Linked DNA regions of Homo sapiens: region 1 is linked to region 2. A link is an interaction called in ENCODE POLR2A ChIA-PET data of the cell type or tissue named here. Cell type or tissue: HepG2. All regions are shown on one strand. Links, peaks and the distances in the headings refer to the core of each region. The heading gives the core; the rest is flanking DNA.

The links. Peaks named below come from ENCODE experiments on the same cell type or tissue, not always from the same donor. Only the 100,000 strongest peaks of a DNase experiment are listed, where the experiment ranks them.
Region 1: POLR2A ChIA-PET joins it to region 2 with 8 read pairs; 2 of 35 experiments call an interaction of 5 or more read pairs at or near these places.

Annotation. Positions count from the first base shown.
Region 1 is chr14:31,628,854-31,633,811 of GRCh38, reverse strand. The region is part of intron 4 of NUBPL (NUBP iron-sulfur cluster assembly factor, mitochondrial); the gene reads right to left. Among named protein-coding and RNA genes, the nearest start is that of NUBPL, 70 kb to the right of the region's middle. In HepG2, for the core only: no CTCF peak of the experiment used is centred there; no DNase peak of the experiment used is centred there.
Region 2 is chr14:31,577,559-31,582,516 of GRCh38, reverse strand. All of the region lies in intron 3 of NUBPL (NUBP iron-sulfur cluster assembly factor, mitochondrial), which reads right to left. Among named protein-coding and RNA genes, the nearest start is that of NUBPL, 19 kb to the right of the region's middle. In HepG2, for the core only: no CTCF peak of the experiment used is centred there; a DNase peak (open chromatin) is centred at 2,086.

The DNA of each region.
Region 1 (4,958 bases), core at 378-4,377, 51 kb before region 2:
TTCAGAGGTTATCAAAGGAAAAAGAATTAGGTGATTCTCATGAGGACAGGACTAGGAATAATATGTGAAAGTTATTAGGAAGCAAGTTTTTGACCAAAATAAGGAAAAACCAGTTAATAAATAGAGCTGTCATGGAACAACAAAATCTCCCTCAGTGTTGATGCCAGACCATTATTTATAATGCATTTGTGGATTCTGTAACTCTGAATATCTACAACGAGCAAAAGCTTTGCATAATAAAATCACTGAAGGTAATCAGAAGATCCTGGTTCTTATGTTGGCACTTCACTAATAATGCGCGTGACTGAATCTCAATCATTAAATAAGCTATGTGACTGTATCTAAATCTCATCAGTAAAATAAACTTGCAAAGATCTCTCCAAGCTCTAAAATGTTATAAAACTACGACTAATTTCTACTCAGTTATTAAAATGCTCAAATATGTTTCTGAAATTTTTTAAAAGTGTTTTATTTTTAGAATACGTTATATGTTTGGTGATAATCTGTGGTTATGTGTGGTAACAGCACCACTGCACCATGCAACCCACCTCGGCTGCCAGTTGCAAGAGGTGAAGGTGGTTTGAAGATACTGCTGCAGAGAGGTAGGTCAAAGGCCATGCACTATGCACCTAAAAACAGGACTGAATTTCCACAAACTGAGTGGCATACACAGCCAAAGATGCAAAGCAGCAGCATCTTTCCTGGATGCTCCAAATTTGTTGCTAATTACCAGATATCACCCAGTAAATGTTCACCCATTCTGTTTATAGCAAAGAATGCCTCACACTGAGCTTCCTCTAAATGACTTACAGAAAGTCTGAATTAAACCTAAAATTACCCATCCATGTCTATTAATAATTTAAAAGTAGAAATATGTAAAATATAGATTAACATATAAATATTTGCCACTACTATGCTTCAATGTTAAATAAACCACTTTTATGGACGTGAATATTTTCTTCTTTCCCTATGGATACTTTTCTTAAAATACAGTGTGGATTATGGAGTATCTAAATCCTGACCTATTACTACAATGGGCAAACTTGATTAATTTTTAATATCACCAGCTTTATCAATAAAATAACAGCATCTGCTGATGAGTTTAAACAACTCTGGATAATTTAACATTATTTCTTCTTGCTTTCATCAGTTCTTCAGAACATACATGGAAGACTACTTTGGGAGTATTAGAAAGGCAAGAAAATAATAATCTATAAACTATTTTTTCTCTCATTTCAAACTTTGTGTATCTTGAAACACCTGTTTCTAAAGGAAAGGGGCCAGGCAGCTACTCCAACCTAGCTGTCTTTGCCAAATATTTCCAACTGCCCCTCCAGTTCACTCTGCCCGCTGCCGCCCCAGGGGTTTCTATACAGACTGCCTCAAAAGCAGGAGATCAGAAAGAAGGAGGAGAGGGTGGTCAAGGAATTTAATTTCCTGGCTTCCTCTCTGTAGGGTAGCCCCAGGCTGGCTAGGTCCTCCACCAAGTGTCATTGTTCCTCCGAAGGCAGACATCTCTACAAGACTCTCTCTCAGATTTGGATACTCCTTCCCCCCAACTCTTCAGGTGTAGGGACAGTAAACTGCTCCAGTATTGCTCATCAGTTACTATCCTATCTGTTGTTGTTTCCCTACACTTCTCCCACATCTTGTAAATAGTCCCTCTCAAATTATTCTGAATATGCTATGTGTTTTGGTTGGAAAGTAGCCCCAGGAAACAACCGTCAAAATGAGATTGAGATTAATCTAGAAACTCCAGGATTATCTCCATGCTGGGAGGAAATGGGAACACAGGTACTGATTCATTATTATACAACTTAGATGAAGGGCAACCCTAAGAGTTTGAGGAGTATGATGATTAATTTTTATGTCACTTTGGGCCACCGTATACCCATAAATTTGGTTAAATATTATTCTGGGTGTGTCTGTGAGGATGTTTCTGGATGAGATTAACATTTGAATTGGTAAACTAAGTAATTCAGGTTGCCCGCCTTCATGTGGGTGGGCATCATCCAATCCATTGAAGCCCTGAATAGAAAAAAAAACGGGGGTGGAATAAGGGAGAATTCACTCTCTGCCTATCTTTGAGCTTGGATGTCGGTTTTCTGCCTTTGGACGTGGACTTGGACTCAGACTGGAATTTACAGCACCTAAAACTTATATCATTGGCTATACTGGTTCTTAGACCTTTGGATTCATACTGGAACTACACCATTAGCCCTTCTGGGTCTCCAGCTTGCTGAATGTAGATCTTGGGACTTAGCCTCCATAATTATGTGAGCCAATTCCTTATAATAAATCTCTTTGTGTGTGGGGGGTGGGGTGGGGGTGTGTGTGTGTGTATTATTGGTTCTATTTCCCTGGAGAACCCATACTAATACAAGTGGCTATGGCACTTAATTGCTATAAAAACAAACGTGATTATACAGATGATGGATTCATCTGACTTTTTAGTGGTGTAGAGAATACATAGAGGGAAAAAAAAGTAACAGCTATAAATGGAGCTTTGCTCCTGGCCATAAAAGAGCAACAGAAATGGGACTTAACCCCTGAGTAGCCCCCCAACCCACACACACACAGACACCTGTAAAAAACTAGAAAACTGGACAAAACATAAAAACTATGTTTTAGACATGGAATTACAGCAGGGAAGACTATAACTCCTGAAAAAAGAAAAACAAGTGAGATGAGCTCTATGACTGCCCCAGTTTATTGTCCTGGAGACAGCTTCCAGGCTGAAAAACAGGGAGGGAGAATCCAAACAGAGCCCATTCATCTTGGTGAGTTGAGAAAAGAAAATGAGAGTTAGGGGAAGCCAAGGCAGCTGGAATTTATGGAGCAGAATACTGGGGAGAAAGGAGACATAGAGAGAGAACTCCCCACAACTGCAGAGGGGTCCTGTGGAGTTTTCACATGAATGAGAAAAATTACCCAATGGTGGGGAAAGAATCACTGGAGATACAAGCTGTATAATTCCCAGAGATTGCACACAGCTGAGAACAGTTTATGTTCCCATCAGTCAAAGGGGAAAGATCTCACAATACATGGAGCATTGGGTAGAGAGTCATTAGAAAGATATTGCCTTAGTAAAGGGGTAAATTAGCCCTTGACACTAAAGGCTGCTCTGGACCCACCCAAGGAAGCTCAAAAGCCTCAAAATAACCAAACTGATTCCAGGTAACTTAAATGCATACGACAGAAACTGGAAAACTGTTCTATAAAGGGGCAGATGATAAATATTTTAGGCTTTGAAAGAGGTATATGGAGGGACTTCTAGAACTAGGCAGAGTGTGTCAAGATATTCATGATCTATAAATGTCAACAAGAACACATAATCATCTTACACCAAAGACTAGGTCACCAACTAATGGCATTCACTGATTAGCCTAGCCTAATCAATATCCCCCAGGACTGAACAAAATCACATTCGAATAAAGAATAAACAAATATGTGGGGGGATCTATTGACTATCTTCCCAAAACCATTCCCATTTATTAGATAAATAAACTAAGGCTTTGAGAGTTTAAGTCAACTTGCCCAAAATAAACACAAAGGTAATAGTACAGGTTACAATCAGGATTTTACTACAATTCTCTCCATCTCTAATGTCCATGATAACCACAATACCTTATTGTCTCTCTTTTCACAAGTCTTTTGCTCTCCCAGTCTAATGGATAAATTTCATCACAGCATGCTACCATCTTAATTAACTCATTCTCTGTTGCTGTTCATTATTTGTAATAATAGAGAAAGGCAGTTAACATTTATGGAGCACCTTTAAATGTATTATTTCACTTAATTTTCAGACTGTCTATGAAATGTGCTCTCAGAATTGCAGGTTGGGTCACTCTGACTCCAAAGCCCAAGATCTTTCCAGTACACCATGCTATCTTAATAGCACAAATCATGGGCCTTAGAATGGTCCAAAGAAAAGAAGTACGAGAAAAACGATGTCACAAACCACAGAATGACAGGAAGAGGGAAACTGAGGATAGGTATTTGTCTGGGAAGGGAAAAGATTAATTGAGAAGTATGACATGTTCTCTTTGTACCTCGGCATATATCATTTCTCCATTTTTATAAAGGTCTAATTTAATTCTATGATCTTCATGGAGCCACTCTCTACCTCCCCATTCGTCAGTCTTGTCATTCTCTGATCTCCTATATATTATTTAAAGCAATTATGTGATAGCATAAAATACATTATACTGCTATATCTGTGTGTTTATTAATCAGGCTACAAGTAGCTTGAGGACAACTTTTGTATCTTATAGACTATATTCCAACATGACTCCACTGTCTTAGTTAATTATCACTTGGTACATTTTTGTAAAAATAGAAGTTTTACAAAAATAGGTTATCAATTCCAGCCACCTTAACATCACTATAATAAATAAAATGAATGAAAAGGAAAGACCTAGTTCAAATCTCTCCAGAACTTTTTTTACAATGTGCCGTGCCTAATAAGGTATTTCCTGACATTAGACACAAACTATTTTACAGCACTCACTTCCACATCACTTTAATAAAAGGAGAAGAAACAAAAATGAAGTCAGTAATTTCCTGAGATCTATAACAAGGATTACTAACCTAGAAACCAAGAATTCTGACTTTTGATTAAAGAACTTTCCATTAAACAAGCAATTCTCCAAATATGGTTGGTTATTGGCCCTTTCTCTCTGGAGATCCCCAAGAATCTTTCAGATGATCCAAGAGGGTAAAACTATTTTTATAATTCTACAAAGATATTATTTTGGGGGGTGGGAATATAGTATTTGTTTTTTCACTGGGCTGACATTTCCACTGATGGTTCAAAAGCAATGGTAGGTAAAACTGCTGGCACCTTAGCACAAATTAAGGCAGTGGCACCAAACTGTACTTATAGTCATCATATTCTTCACCACCATGTATCACAGTAAAATTAAAGGTCAGTTTCACTGAAGAATGTCCTGGGTAAT
Region 2 (4,958 bases), core at 479-4,478:
ATTTCCTCCACCCCCATTTCACCCCACAAGAGTGGTCTGATCCTTCTTTTGAAACTTAATCCTTTGGAAAAGAAAAGAGACCAGTAGTCTAACTAAAAAGCCTCTCTGCTGTTAAAAAAAAAAAAAAAAAGTACACAAATTTTCCTGAAAACATCCTTCCCCTGGATAGGTGCCACCCTTAGTCACACACAGCTGGTGTTTGCTCACTAGAATACTCCATTCATAAACAAGCCCCCTTTATCCTATTATCTATTAATTTTATATTTACATATAAATTAATTTTTACATAATTAATCCTATTATCTATGGCATCTACTAATTTTCAAATTGTCCCTACTATGATAAAATTTATATGTGTGACTTTTGAAAACAGCCATTCTAGCCAGTACCCAATTCACCTTGACACTAATTTATTTTTTTAATTTCTTAGAGAACTACTAAAAAACAAGGCTTACCACTATTTCAAGCCAATGAAAGTAAACGAATTGACTAACAAAATAACAAGCAAATAACTGCTTAAAACTAATGTGCTATATCAATTAAAACATTAAAAATCAATGCCAACTTTTAAAATTTTATAAATTTAGCAATTTGTGTACATCTTAGAATATATGTATTCCTTTATCATAACTTTAAATTGTACTAGTTAAAAGGCCACTTTCTCAAGTCTACTCTTACTTCTGAGGTAAACTTACCCAGTTTCATAACTTTAAAAACCACCTATACTATGCTGACATCCAAATTTAAATCTCCAGCCCCAACCTCTCCTCCAAGCCCCAGACTTACTCAACATATCCACCTGGGTGTCTATCACGCGTTTTACATTTAACATGTGTAAAGGAGAACTGATTTTTAACCCCTAACCTCTCCTTCAAGAGTCTTCTCCATCCCAGGAAATTTCAATACTATTCACATAGTTGCTAAAAGCAAAACCAAAGAACCTAAAAAGAAGTGAAATTTGAATATATGCTACAACATGGATGAACCTTGATAACAATTTGCTAAGTGAAATAAGCCAGACATAAAAGGACAAATATTATATGACTCCACTTATACGAGTTGGAACAGTCAAATTCATGAGACAGAAAGTAGATTAGTGGTTACTAGGGGCTAGGAACAGGAGAAAACGGGGAATTATTATTTAATGAATAGAGTTTCAGTTTGGAATGATAAGAAAGTTCTGGGGATGAATAGTGAGGATGGTTACACAACGTTAATGTACTTAAGGCCACTGAATTGCACACTTTAAAATCATTAAAATGGTCAGTTTTATATTATGCATATTTTACCATACCAAAAAAAAAAAAAAAAAAAGAACCATCTCTTTCCTTCACCATCCACATCCAATTCATCAGCAAGTCCTCCTGGCTCTATCTTCAAAATATCTTTGGAACAGATGTACTTATCACTACCTCTACCACCATAGTCCAAGCTATCAACTTTAGCTTACACACTGGCATTAGCTACTAGCTAGTCGTCTTGTTCTATTTTTATTCTCCTATACTCTATTCTCTACATTACAGCCAGATCCTTTTAAGGAGTAAATTAGACTGTCACTGCCCTGGTGAAAAACCCACTACACTGTACACAGAAAAAAATCCAAATTTCCACCACGGCTTATGAGGCTTTGCATGACATGCCTCTATCTACCTTTCCCCTAGACCACTCCAATCACATGGACCTTCTTCCTGTTTATTCTGTTCATGAGGCTTTCCTCCCATTTATAAAAACACTTCATATAATCCAAGTTGATTCTACCTCAGGGCTTTTGCTCTTCCTGTGGCCCAATTACTCAATTCATTCAGATGTCTGCTCAAATGTCATGTCTTCAGAGATCTCCTCCCTGACATCCTTATCTAAAATTGCACCTCCTATCACTTTCATTTTATTTTTTATATTTTAGAGATGGGGGTCTCACTCTGTTGCCCAGGCTGTAGCACAGTGGTGTGATCATAGCTCACTGCAGCCTCGAACTCCTGGGCTCAAGTGATCTGCCTCAGCCTTCTGAGTAGCTGGGACTACAGCTGTACGCCACCATGCCCAGCTACTTGTTGTTGTAGAAACGGGGATCTCACTATGTTGCTCAAGCTGGTCTCAAAGTCCAGGCCTGAAGTAATTCTCCCAGTTCAGCCTCCTAAGTTGCTGGGATTAAAGGCATGAGCCACAGCACCCAGACCTCCCATCACTTTCTACATCCTTACACTTTTTTATTATTTTTTGTAACCATTATAACCACCTAAAAGTATATGTTTATTATGTCTCTTCCAATACACTTAAACTCCTTAAGAACAGAAACTTACACATTTTACCACTACATCTCTAGGACTAAAAAGAGCACACAGCACATGTAAAGTACTCAGTAAAATCTTGAACTAATTAATAAAATTATCCTTATTTGTAGAAGCACTGAGTATTATATCCTTGATTTTCATTTCATATAAATAGCCTTTATTGGACATTAAAGGAAAGCATGTTATTTGAAACAACCAAGAGGCAAGCCTCAATCATCTTAAGTTCCCATTTTGCCTTTTCAATCAGGGTCAGACCTTGAAAATGGAACAAATCCTTCACAGTGCAATCAGTGTGGCTCACAAACCAAAACTCTATCAATATGAATTTCACCTCAATTTTTTAAATTAACTAATTAAGAAACATTCTTCTATCAGCACCAGGTAACACCCTAGATATTAATAGTTTCTGCTCAGATCTTCCTCCTCTGTGCCCCACTTAAGGGAACAGGAGGGACTGCCAAAATATGGACATCTAAAGATTACCGTAAGACTTCTTTTCCCTAGCTTTAGCTACGGACTGGTGATTCTGGAAAATGTGCTATGAGATGTCTGCAAAATAAGAATAATTAATGCTTTAATTGCTCACAGATGCTTTTAATTTTTATGTCTGACACCACCACTGAAACTGCATTTCACTTGGCAATGACATACTAAAATACTACCCATGTCTTCATTTCTATGACAAGTTCCTTTCCATCACTAAGTAGGTAAACGGAAAATTAGCATTTGTTATTCTGTTGCATATATCAGCTTGGGGGCTAACAGACAACATCAGAAACCAGTGGAATTATGCCTATCCAGAATGATAGTTTTCATTAACGTTTCTTGGCCGGGATACCCTTCAGCTGCACACAATGTTTTAAATAGCCTAATAGAAACATGATACAGATATCCTTTTCCTCCTTAAGTAAGCTGTATTTTTAATCATTTTTAAAGAAAAAGCGTATGTGGAGAACAGGATTAGACGCATTGGTCATCCTTTATTTAAGCCACCCCAAATAGCCCAAAGGACAACTAGAGCCTTCATCAGTTTCCATGGTGACTGGCAAAGGGCTCCATCACACTCCAGATAACATTCCAGCACAAATTTGAGAGCAAAGGCTTTTCCAGGGTTTGGAGAAGGCTTATGCTTCCTTATCTACTCAGAAAAAAGTGAAACAGCAACCCTATAGCCATGCAGGGAACCTAGACTTCCTTCAAAGACTACCTGAGTACTTTCCTTCCTTAATTCAAGAATGTTACATTGTTTAAGAGCCACAGGCAGTAATCTAACTCGTCAGTTATTGCTCTGAGAAAATCCTAGCTTGTTATTTGTCCTGACAGTAATAAAATCATCTTTTAAAGCAACAGTAGGATACAGTTCTTCCTCCCAACTCAACTGAAAAATAGGCGGTTGTACTTTATCATTCACTGAATTACAACAAGCTGCCCGCTCTCTTTAAGTGGCCATTTTAAGATTTTTACAGAAGTACAAAGGAGACTTATGTCCTTTTGGAAGACAAGAGAGAGAGACTTTCTGAAGAAGCTTCTTCAGCAATCCATTTTCTGTAAAATTAGTTGATGTGGTTAATTTGGCAAAGCATTTGAGAGATGAAGGAGAAAGCAAGAACATGGTGAGAGTTTCAAGCTTATAATGAGTTTTGTCTTATTACATCAGCAATATATAAAGGTTCTTTAAAAGTGTTTTCCCTTTCATCTGAACGCTCATTGACCCATTTCTGCACAGTGGTGCTGACCCAAGCCCTTTCACATAGTGCAATTGCCAAAAGTGAACCATCACACATTCCTGACCAGAAAGAAACAGGCTGGAATGAAATCTGTCACGTGAAATATTTCACAGCCAAAATTAAAGCTTTAAAATGCCACAACCGAAAACAAAACTGTTCTGATTTCAATTCTCAGAGCCCTTAATCTTACCAAAGCTTGTTTTAAATCTAATACTTGCCCACTTTCCTAAATTTTCTGGCATATTAGAATAAGAGTTCAAACAAGTTTTTGGGGTTTTGCTGTATATGTTTTAACTGAAATAAAAATGTTGAAGCACAAGATATAAACTCCCTTACCTAAAACCTTCTCTAAGCATAGTTCTCCCAAGTCAAAATGATTCCTTGGTAATATTATGGACATTTTAGAAAACCCAGTAATGCATTCAAAACTTTGGAGAATTCTGCCAAAGTGTAATCTGTTTTCAATCACTTACCATTTACTGAGTTCATAACAACGGGCCAGGCAATAGTGGCAGATGATTTAAGACGCAGTCCCCGACCTTGTGAAAGTCATGGTCACTCTAATGGCATGAGATAAACATATGAACCAATAGAGGAGGAAATGACATTACTTGAAACCACTAAGGTGGCTCCACAGAGGAAGTGACATCCAATCCAAGACCTGAAGGATGACAGGAGCTGGGCAAAGAAGGCAAGGAAGACAGCCAGTGTAAAGGAGCAGTGCCAACAACATCAAGTACAGAGTGCAAAATTAGGCAGAATCCAACCCTTAAGAACTAAGCCAAGCAGCCAGGTGCGGTGGCCCATGCCTGTAATCCCAGCACTTTGGGAGGCCAAGGTGGGTGGATCATGAGGTCAGGAGTTCGAGACCAGCCTGGCCAACATGGCAAAATTCATCTCTACTAAAAAATACGAAAATTAGCTGGGCGTGGTGGCTGGC